Regions from separate parts of the Homo sapiens genome. Here region 2 is linked to region 1. A link is a loop called in an ENCODE intact Hi-C map of the cell type or tissue named here. Cell type or tissue: PC-3. All regions are shown on one strand. Each heading gives the region's core, and the rest is flanking DNA. Links, peaks and the distances in the headings are about the cores only.

Region 1 (5,979 bases), core at 452-5,451:
TCAAGTCAGGGTAAGCATTCAATGCCTCATCCTTAAGAACACTCAGAGCTTCCTTTTAATACTACTTCCCCTTAAGGTCCAACTGCAATTCTAAGCTTTGCAGCCGGTATCATGACAAACGCATTCATAAAAGCATCCACCCCCTCTTGTAATTCTGTGTGTTGTACGCATATATATATATATATATATATATATATATATATATATATATATATGTGTGTGTGTGTGTTGTGTGTATTCATTTTAGTTTCAAGGTAAAAGTATGTATATATGTATGTGTATATATCTGTGTGTTTATGTAGAGACATATCTGATTTTCTTTAACTCTTTAGCTGGGTGACAAGTTTTTTTGTCTTTTTGGGTTTTTTTTGAGACGGAGTCTCGCTCTGTCGCCCAGGCTGGACGCCCAGGCTGGGCTCACTGCAGTGAGTGCAGTCGCGCGATCTCGGCTCACTGCAAGCTCCACCTCCCGGGTTCACGCCATTCTCCTGCCTCAGCCTCCGGAGTAGCTGGGACTACAGGCGCCGCCACCACGCCCAGCTAATTTTTTTTGTATTTTTAGTAGAGACGGGATTTCACTGTGTTAGCCAGGATGGTCTCGATCTCCTGACCTCGTGATCCACCCGCTTCGGCCTCCCAAAGTGCTAGGATTACAGGCGTGAGCCACCGCGCCCGGCCGGTGACAAGTTTTTTTGGGGGGCAAAGTTTATGCCTATTTTAGTGTCCTTATGACAATTAGGATAGTGCTTTGTATATATGAAGCATTGAATTTAAAATATATATATTGATTGGTTGAGTTGACGGTAAAATGAATGTCCCATTTGTGCACCCAAATAAGGAGTTATATACTTCTAAATGATATCTTTCTGGATAGTTTGAGGAACCAATAATTAAATGAGCCTGATGCAGAAAATTGGGCACTTTTACTTTTAAATCTTTAATATTTAGCCAGTTTTTATCCCAGGGGTAAGTAGAATCTTCATATCACCACTTGTCTTATACCTCCCAGCTATGTTTACATGTTTTTTTATATTTAAATTATCTATAAATCTTACATAAAGTGAAACCTGAAAAAGAAGTCCACTAATTTTGGTGCATAATTTTTTTATATATCCTATTTTTTTGGGAGCAAACTAAGCTCTGAGAACTCTTGTAATTCCTAACAATCACTTGAGGCCAGGAACATATTTAATATACACCTATCTCTCCCTACTACACATATCCACATTTTATTATTTGTGAATTTGGCCAAAGAATAATGGGTACTCAAAAATCGTCATTTTATATATTCTCTATTTAGAGGTATTCCATGCCTCCTTTCATACTCTAAGGAAATGTTCTTTCCTTAGCTACTGAAAAGTAAATTATTTCTTTTTTTTTTTAAGGCAAAATACAAACATAGACTTTATTAAATGCTGCTCAATCCCCCAATGAAGATCTTTTGTTACAAAACAGTTTTCCACACAACTGCAAGTTAAGAGATTGGAATGGTACTCTGATAACAAAAAATGTGAGAAATACTTGATCAAGTAAAAATATACAAGACCTCTATATAGTCAACCTTTTCAGAGCTCTACAGAGGAAGCCTACCTCATTTCCTTTAAATAAAGCCAGGCAGTGACAACTAGTGTTCTGTATCACCAGGGCCCTGATGTTCCTACTGATCCCACACATGATCACAATGGACTCCAGAAACGCTTAGTCTGAGCACTAAGCACCTACGAAGGATCAGTGGTTTTTAGAGGTAAATTGTATGTAAAAGGCCGTGCATCCTGAAGAAGCTTAGAGGAAAAGGTTTTTTAGGTCTGAAACTAGAAGAGGCATGTCAAGCGGCAGAGGATTTCCAGTTTCCACTTGCTGGGATTGGATGTAAGCAACATGACTCTTTAATTGCACACTGTATACGATTTAAAACAAAAACATGAATTATAGAAAGGTGATGGATCCATGAAGCACATCTTCCCACTCTCTCATCTTAATTTTTTTAATTTCTAAACAAATCTATCTCTCCCTCCAGACTGAATTACCCACTCTCCATTTTTCACTTCTTGTATGTACTTCTATTTTATAAAACTCATTTATCTCGTGTGTCTCTCCCTTAGAGTGCAAGCATTTATCCAGAACAGATAATGTGTCATATATATCTATGCAGCCCCTTTACCTAGAACAAAGCCTGGCACATGATGATGATCAACAAATGCTGGTTAAAATGTTTCAGTGAATTTTAAGCTGCTTGGAGAGACTGAATTATATCTTGATCACATTTACATCCTTAAAATTCTTTAAACAATGCTTTGTAAATAGATGGAACTGAATGCTTACTTTTTTGCTTTTAAACAAGGAGGGAATCCATGAGCTAAACTCTAAACATGGATGCTTTGTTGGGGCAGAGCGTGCCTACTTTTCAGGTGCAGGGCTCAGATGCAGAACCTGGGCCATTAGTTGATACGAGAAACTTAATCAGACAACAGAGATTTATCTTTTTCTTCATCAGCAGGGTATATCTCAAAAAAATTTTTAAAGAAAGGTTATTTGTTATTGTGGCATTTCGTGTTTGGCTTCATGTCCTGTTTTTTAGCATCCGCTTCTGCCCTGTAGTTTCTCTGGTAACTTGTGCCACTGTAGCAAGTGCTAACCGCCTGTTGATGGGGCAGTCTAAATGTGTCTGAGGAATAATTGTACCTGGACTTCACCTTAATGCCTTTATAATGTTCTCTGCTTTATATTTAAAGGTGACTAAGACAATTTAGTATCATAAAAGGCTGAGTAATACCCAAGGCAAACACATTTTAAGTCAGAGATGGGCTGGCCCCCTACTGTTCACATTATAAATTCATCTTGTGGGCCTCTGGAATAGAAAAACAATTGTTTCTTGGTGCAGTTTTATTTCCCCCCCTCTAGGCTACTTACTTCATGACTGTTCAGCACATGTAAATAAATATGTCATTATCCTTTTTAGTTTCAGAGTAACAGCAGGTAAGATAAGAATTTAAGCAAACATCAGGATGTAGGCCTCGAGACTGTGGGTCTTTGATACCTGGAAATGCAGAATTTTTCTTATGTTGTAACTTGTGAGAGTCCAAAGTTATAGAGACTTGGTGTATTAATCAGGGTTCTCCAGAGACACGAACCAATTGTGTGTGCATACACACACACACACACTCACACACATTTACTGTAAGCAGTTGGCTTACATGATAATGGAAGCTGATAAGCTGATAAGTCCCATGATCTGCAGTTAGTAAGCAGGAGACCCAGGAAAGCAGATGATGTAGTTCTAGTGTAAACTTCCAGTCCAAAGGCCTGAGAACCAGGAGGGCCAGTGATACAAGTTCTACTCTGAAAGCTGGCTTGAAACCTAAAAAGAGCTGATTTCTCGTTTTGAGTTCAAAGTCAGGATAAGAATGACGTCACAGCTTAGTTGGGCAAGAGGAGTTCCCTCTTAGCCTTTTTATTTCACCAGACCTTCAACTATTAGATGAAGATCACCCACATTAGGGAGGACAATCTTCTTTCCTCGGTCTACTGATTCAAGTAATCTCATCCAGAAACAACCTCACAGATACAACCAGACCTCACAGATACAATGCTTGACCAAATGTCTGGGCACCCCATGGTCAAGTTTACACATAAAATTCACCATCACACTTGGTATTGCTTAAGACGCTGCTTGGCTCTTGAATATATCTGTGCATGTATATATATGTGTGTGTATGTGTGTGTGTATATATATACACACACATATATATATACAGTCGCATACGCATAATGCCATTTTGGTCAATGGCAAACAGTATTTACATTGGTGATCTCATAAGACCATAATGGAGCTGAAAAATTCTTTTTGCCTAGTGACATCATAACTCTCATAGTCTTGTAGTACAATATATTACTCATGTGTTTATGGTAATGCTGAGGTAAACAAACCTACTGTACTACCAGTAGTATAAATGTGTACAGTAATGTCCTAGACCTTCACATTCACTCAACATTCACTCGATGACTCACCCAGACCAACTTTCAGTCCTGCAAGCTCCATTCATAGTAAGTACCTTTCTCAGGTGTATCACCTTTTAATCTTTGATGTTACATTTGTACAGTACCTTTTCTATGTTTAATACATGAAGGCTTACCTTTGTGTCACAATTGGCTACAATATTCAGTACAGTAACATGTTGTACAGGTTCGTAGCCTGAGGCAACAGAATATACCATATAGCCTAAGGGTGTAGTGGGCTATACCATGTAGGTTTGTGTAAGGACACTCTATGATATTCACAGGACAAAACTGCATAGCAATGCATTTCTCAGAACATATCCCCATCATTAAGCAATGTGTGACTGTATATAATTTCTCAATTTAACCATTTGTTATGGAATTTTATGTTTTCATATTAATATATTAAACTATAGTAAACACTAGTATTAAGCAAGTGTCTGGCACTTTGCTACATATATGACTTCATTTATTTGTTAAAATGATGCTATATGATATGTATTCTCATTACTCCAATTTTCCAGATGTAGATATTAAGTCTGAGACAGGTAAAGGAAATTGCCTCAAGTGGCGTAACTTGTAATTGGCATGTCAAGATTAGAATCCAGATCTATTTGGCACCAAAATTCTGCATTCTTCACTCTATTTCTCTTGAAACTCATGATACTGAGAAAATCTGCATTATATGTAGAATCTGAAGGTGTAAATATAGTGGTTCTGTTTTGGGAAATAATTGTTTTGCCATAAAAGCCAATTTGCAAGAAAATGTCATTAGGAATAACACTACTTAATTTTTTGTACATGTAGAGAAATAGCAGTGAGAAAGGAGCATTTCCAAGGTATAAAACCTGGAATGCAGTATGCTGAATTAAACAAATGAACATCAGACTGTTACTTTTCTCTGGAAGAAATAAATATTCCCCAAACAAGAGGGTTCAAACCTCATTTCTCTAAAGGATTCCTGGGTCAGGACTACTTCTGGCATCTTTATGGAAATAACTATTAGACAGATATGAGATGATAAAATCATTGTGATCTTAAATGTTGTATAGCAACATATACCTGGACCTAGCTACCTTTCACATTTTAGAGAGAACAGCCATCTGAAAAGCACACATGAGTTTTGCTATATTTTGGACTCTCATATTGCTTTTCCATGGTAGAACCAAAAATGAAAAACAGTATAATAATAATACAAATTTCTTATGTGATAATTTACCCAGATACCATATTTTCTTTTAAACTACCTGTTATAAGTTCATTGTAATGCCCACCAGGTTATTTGTGGATGGTAAGTCTATCTGCCATTCGCTAGCCCTGGAGCACATTGCTACTTTGACATGACATCTTGTAAAATCCAATGGAGACTTTGCTTATAACCGTAATGGAGTAACTGGTACAAGATTTGCCTTCCTAAGGATAAAATTGGACAAAACATATGCAATATACAGTTTTCAGATACAGGACAAAGGGAAGTACATGACCACACACCCAAGAGAAGAAAGGAAGAGAGCTCCATAATTGTCCAATATTTCTGTCTAGACACATTTTCCAGACCCAGCATGGGGAAAAATTCAAGCAGAGCATGATGATCTTGCAAAGTAAAGCACAAAAATCAGAATTTGGTACTATATGGTGACTAATTTACAGGGCATAGTACCGGTAACAAAGAAGCACCAGAAACCTGCATAGGGTCCCTGTGAAACTTTAAACAAATGGTAGTCAGAGCATGTGCAGGGTGAGGCTCTACAAAACTGGACTAAAACAAATGCCATGGGAAGAATAACTATAGGGAAGCTGTGACCCAAGCAATTTCTGGGTATCACACAGGACCAGGAGATTCTGAGGTGTGATAGCAACAGTGGAAAGAAATTACTGAATAGCTGAAGTATTGAGTAGTGACTTCAGAAGGAGCAACCTTGGGAGCAAAGATTATACAATTTTAGAGTAAAGTCTACTCTAGACTCTATTCAAACTTTAAGC
Region 2 (5,979 bases), core at 590-5,589, 110 kb after region 1:
GGAAAAGCTGGACAATGTAACTCTCTATGGTCAGCAACTAGCAACAATAAAAACAGATTAAATAATCATTCAAATGTTCTTTCAGACACCCAAAAACTTAGCACACAGGAATTTTCTCTCCCTAGTTTCTAACAACTGCATCAAGAATAAAGTGCAATCTAACTCTCAGTTATAATAGGACTTGTGTTATCTTGTGTTCAATCAGATACAAATACTTCAAGGAAAAAGACCTATTTTCTACTTTGTTTGAATACCCTTTATTGCTCAACACTAAGCAGTCACTCATAAGTGACTTCAGAACTCAGTGGTTAATGGTAAGTGGTTGACAGAACATGAAGAAACCATCAGTTGGCTTATATGATCAAGCATACTAGATTAAGCAAACTGTTTGCTAGAGGATAGTAGGCAGACATGTTTAAAACTATGTCTTCAATTTCTATTCCCATTAGACTATCACCATAAATCCACTTTTTTAAAAGTAAATTTCATATTTGTTTGCTTCTCTTTAGGTTGATTCTGGTATTTCCCCAAAGAACCACTGATGGCTGCCTTTTCCATGGCATTACAACCCCCCTGCTGGAGCTAATAATTATAACTCTGTTACAAGTATTTCTAGAAGCTTGGGGGCATGCCTTACCAAAATGAACACATATTTATGTGACTAAACAATATATTAGTGTTTGTATAAATCAAGTTACATACATTGTATACGGTAATAAATTACCAAGATTCTGTGACTAATGACTATAACTTTGTACTAACCAAACAGGGGTGCCATATATGATTGTGCAGGTTGTGTGCCACACCAGAGTAAAGCCAGAACAGTGAGTGGTGAGTCACCAAGCTGTGCACCTGGTGTACGTGAGTAACTATCAGAAAGACATAGCGCCTTTTTATTCTCAAGAAAGCATTTACCACTCTACCAGCCATGTACCCACAGGGAGAAGCCATATTTTTCAATTCACACAAAGGGGTCAAAAACATACCAGTAACTAGTAAAGCAAATGATCTTGAAATTCCGCTAAGAACCTCCTACATGCTGAATCCCAACTGATCTTTAATTCAGTTTCTACAAAGCAACAGAAGCTACAATCTGAGAAATTTTAGATTTCCTGAAAATAGTTCCCAGACCCTAGATCCCACTGACACCAAATGAAATCAAGCCATGCAAGACAATTTTTACTTGGATTTCTTAAGGAGGGGATAAAGATTGGAACAGATCCACAAATAAATGCTCAGAAACAAATGAAACAATGAGCTAAGAGACGTGGAGAAAGCCAGGCCTGCACCTACCAACCTGCATGTCAATGGAGAGGCACAATGTTCTCATTATGTACATCATATGGTTGCCCCATTTTCAGATGTCTTAATGGCCTAGGAAGATTATTCCATTAGGGTTTCCTTAATTATTTTCACAGTTACTGTTACCTTTGCACCTGGCCTCAGAGTAGTTTGAGAATAGTGTATGAATGATGCTGCGATGCATTAACTATAGCTGAGCAATTACACCATTCAACCAGAATACAAAGGTAATTCAAAGCAATGAATCCTTAGCTATGTATATGACAGAAGAATTGGTTCTTCTCTACGGTCTTTCAGTCAGCCAGTTAATACGCATGTAATACAGGTTATTAGAAGTAGTTATTTTCAAGGGGAGTTAAAGAAGCTGGGACATGTTCCAAAGCTAGACATTGTTATTGATATAATTTTTTTTGTATTTCATTTAAAATAGTCAAATAATAAAAGTAAAATATGTGTAATTACCTAATTAACCTTGTGTGTGACATGTACTTATGACCCTTGCCTCATGTTTAAATCACACCTGTTCCTAATCCCTGTCACCATCCCTCATACTATTCTTGAACCTCATACCATCCCTGAAAGTGATCATTGTTTATCCCAATCCTAGGCCACTTTCTATCTCAAACTGCCTCCCTAGGGTTTAATATTTGCTTTTAAGCCAAACTAAAATGTACCTGGAGTGAAAACAGAGGCTTCAAAATGCCATGTGATCAACATAGCCTGGTCCCTCTAGTTGTTTAAATACTGTTGGGAGATTAAGCCCATTAAAAATCTAACAAAGAAATCTTAACAAATATTGCCCTCACAGAGTTGTCAGAAGCTGATAAATATGACTAATATTAAACAAATGGATCTGTTAAGTGACCCAGGAGGTTGTCCCAGGAGGGACCCAGGAGGTGTGTGTATGCTTTCTCAAGTTTTATTTCTAATTGAAGATGCCTTCTGAAATTTGTTGACACTGTTAAGATGAGAAACCCTAAATAAAGAAATCTTAGCATGGATTGTGATCAGTGTGATGTGGGAGAGTTTCTTATGTCAAGAAGGTTAGGTGCCCAAGTTTCCCGACAACAAATATTCTCAATAATCTATCTCACTCTTTCAGAATCTGTTAGTCCATTTTGCATTGTTATAAAGAAATACCTGAGTCTGGGTAATTTATAAAGAAAAGAGCTGTATGTGGCCTAAAGTTTTGCAGACTGCACAAGAAGCATGACACCAGCATCTGCTTCTGGTTGGGCCTTAGAAAGTTTACAATCATAACAAAAGGTAGAGGGAGAGCCAGGAGTGTCACATGGCCAGAGGAAACAAGAGAGAGAGAGGGAAGGGGTGCCACGCTCTTTTTAACAACCAGATTTTATGGTAACTCATTACCATGGGGAGGGCATCAATCCATTCATGAGAGATCCATCCCCATAACCCAAACACTCCCAGTAGGCTCTACCTCCAACACTGGGGATCACATTTCAACATGAGATTTGGAAGGGCCAAAATATCCAAACTGTGTCAGAATCCAAACATGGGCTGTTTGATTACGTGGAAAATTGTCCAGGTTTCCTTATCGCTCATGAAACTCTTTTATATCCATCCTACAGAGAGATGACTCATGGCCCAGGTGAAATTCAGGTCCAAGCTCTGGAGAGTGTGTGGGGACTGGTGAAAAGACATGGTAAGATGAACACATGTGTAAGTGTAAGAGCATAAAGGGGCTTTGTTTCTATTGTTTGTTAGTGATTGTTTTGGATACTGTTTTAAATTTTTCAGTTTGGAAATTGAGTAGTAATAAAGTCTCCTTGGAGTAGAAAGTTAAGGAAGAGAAGAATAAAGTGGGAATAGGTAGGTCAGAGGACAGAAGCCTGGGAGTTTTACTTTTTTTGATAAACAAAGGGAATTCAAGGAAAATTTTAGTAAGAGAGTCGTGTGATTAAAGTGGGTTTACGGAAACAAAACAGGATACTTGGACAGACTATGTGAATGTGGATGATGACACACAGCATATTTATGTAGCCTGCAGCTAGTATTTCTATAAAATTATTTTGTGATCTCATAAAATCTCAGTAGTAACAATAACATATTATTTGAATCCTCAATGGGCTAAAAGTTTCACGATTCCATCCACATGCTGATTACATGAAACCTTGGTAATATACCCATAGCCAATATATCCTAAAGTCTAGATTGATTTATAACCTTGCAATCTTTTTGTACCCATTTAATATCTTTTATATAAAATCAGACATCCTGTGTTGTCTCTGATGCTGTATCTAAAGAGTTGAAAGAAGAGGAGTTTAGGCCACAGGAGTCTTTTTGGAGAGAGAATATAATGCAAGAGATCAGTAAAGCAATAAAAGGGTCTGACTGTCCCATTCCTAGTATATGAAATTCAGTTAAAAATATAACACCAAGATTTTTTAATAAAAGGATAGAAGCTTGTGGCTCCTGTCATTGAAGGTTCTAGTGCCAGATGAATCTTTACAATTTAGATCTTGGGTAGGAGGAGGGATATGGGGGAAAAATGAATAAATCTATAAAATTTGACAAGTGACAGATCTTTGCCTGGTTAACTGGCTATGCAAAGATTTTAGTAAATTCTTCTGTCATTCCCAATTTATCTTATTCATGAGAATGTTATAATATTCAAATGACACAATGGAAGGTAATCCTATATTTGCTTTGCAGAACATTTTAAGACGTGCAGTCAGAGTATATAATGTAGTCCTGGTTTCACCACTTTGCAAAGACAAAGTTGTATAATAAACTCCAAATCAGGGGAGAAAAACATATGGTATTATTTTCATTGTTTCAGAATATAGTAACACTGATAACACAATAGTCCATAGACTTAGAGCTGTTTTCAGCCAAAATACCTAAAATGTATGAATTGCTGCAACCTCTTGGCCCCCTTACTCTCTTCGTGTTGGCAACCCTATCTCTATCTGCCTTTTTTTCGTTTGTCTCTGTGCCTGCTATTTTTGTCTCCCTCTGCCTTCTCTGTGTCTTTCTTTGTGTTGGTTTCCCTCTTCTCCAGTTCATCTCCTTCTCCACATTCCGACCTCAATAGACACTTCCCCGTTTGCTGTCCTATGTCTTCATACTTTTCCTAACATGAAAAAGGAAAATGCAAGCCTTTGCTTGGATGTTTAGTTTGCATTTCCTTCTAATGTACTTTCCGAAAACTCCGAACAAAATCAAGAATTTCAATCCAAACTCAAGGGAAAAATTGCAATAAAGTGGTACAAATTAGAACAGAGATGAGAAAAAGAAATATTGTCAAGTTCTTGGAATATTTTAAAATATTATTACTGTAGGGAATGGATGAAGAAACTGGTTTTAAGCAACTGATGCAATTTTGATCAATAATTGAAGTTGAATAATTCTAAAAAAGACTATTAGCTCACAGATTGAGGTGCTCACTATGGGATCAGAGAGGCCTCAAATTATGGATCAGAGGGACTTCGCTTCAACCCTCCCCTGTTATTTCTGGCTATAGGTCCTGAAGACTTATTTATCATCTCTAAGTCTTGGTTTACTTAACAAAACAAAATAGAAAATAATACTAGGGTAGCTGAATTAAGATAATTTAAGTAAAGTGCTTAGCACCACTCTGAAACGTAATATATGTTCAAACATGTTAGTCATTATCATCAACATTATGGTTTTTCTTATTTTTATTGGGTACAAGAATAACAATTTCCACGTTAAATATTTACTCTCATAAAGACAATTATCCATTTAGAGCTCTGTGTTCTCTTCTTTCATGAAAGTTTAGCAAGTTCTTATTTTGATTTAATTTTTATTTGTATAAAACATATATGTACAAAGTTTAATAATCAGAGTATATACGTACAAAGTTTAATAAGCAAGGTTTCTCAAAAATTGTGAAGAAAATAACAGTGTTTAGCCTTATCCATTTGCACTCTAAATTCTCATTTCCAGAAGTAATTATCTTTATTTTCCAATGTTACATTTTTTTCTGAATATTCTTCCCTCCCTATGCCTAAATAACGTGTTTATTCTATTTTTTTCAGGTTTTATTGTTATCTGTTTAGTTCCTGCTGCGGAAGATGAGACTCTCGCTCTCTTTGTCATTTCCCCACATGCACAGAAACACACATATTTCTACTTTTCTCATCCTCTCAACAGGCTATCATAACTTTGGTTAAATCAATAGTCAGTGTTTGTATATTATTATTGGATAAATATTACTTACAGTGGAACCCATTTTGTGTATGATTAGATATTCTTTCTTGTAGAACTTTATGTTTATCCAGGAGTTAATACTTATCTGATTATTTTCAGTTGCTTAATGTCCTATACACCTGTTATTAATTTATGCTGAACTCTCCAACAGAAACTGAAATCTTGTCTTACTATGTTTAAACACATTGGGTATTCTACAAGTTTCTTTTCTTATTTATGTATAATTCTCCTAGGGCTTTCCATCTTCCTGCTCTAGTCTAAACTGGTTGTTCTCTAGGCCAGTGGCAATGTTATCATCCTGATATTCTCCTTCACCATCAGCCTGGGAGTTCTGTTGGTTTTTCTCCTGTATGGAATCCTCTATTTCCTGTTATTTTTAAAAACTTGGTGTCAACCCTAATTTTCATGGGTATATTTATGCAATAACTTTTCAGAAAAAGATACAAAAAAAGCAACATTTTTTTTCCTGTGATTTTGCTT

The links. Hi-C counts contacts between places; a loop is a spot of excess contacts. Peaks named below come from ENCODE experiments on the same cell type or tissue, not always from the same donor. Only the 100,000 strongest peaks of a DNase experiment are listed, where the experiment ranks them.
Region 2: it touches region 1 in a loop (8-fold over the local background); 1 of 110 quality-filtered maps calls a loop at or near these places.

Annotation. Positions count from the first base shown.
Region 1 is chr18:41,393,100-41,399,078 of GRCh38, forward strand. No RefSeq gene overlaps it. Among named protein-coding and RNA genes, the nearest start is that of KC6, 120 kb to the right of the region's middle. In PC-3, for the core only: a CTCF peak has its summit at 2,825; a DNase peak (open chromatin) is centred at 2,832; H3K27ac peaks cover 1,567 bases.
Region 2 is chr18:41,501,240-41,507,218 of GRCh38, forward strand. It overlaps KC6 (keratoconus gene 6), which reads right to left. Exons shown (of 6, transcript NR_002838.2): 3 at 1-37. It overlaps LOC105372083 (a long non-coding RNA gene), which reads left to right and starts at 2,895. Exons shown (of 2, transcript XR_001753428.2): 1 at 2,895-2,968; 2 at 5,328-5,979. In PC-3, for the core only: no CTCF peak of the experiment used is centred there; a DNase peak (open chromatin) is centred at 802; H3K4me3 peaks cover 273 bases; H3K27ac peaks cover 3,284 bases.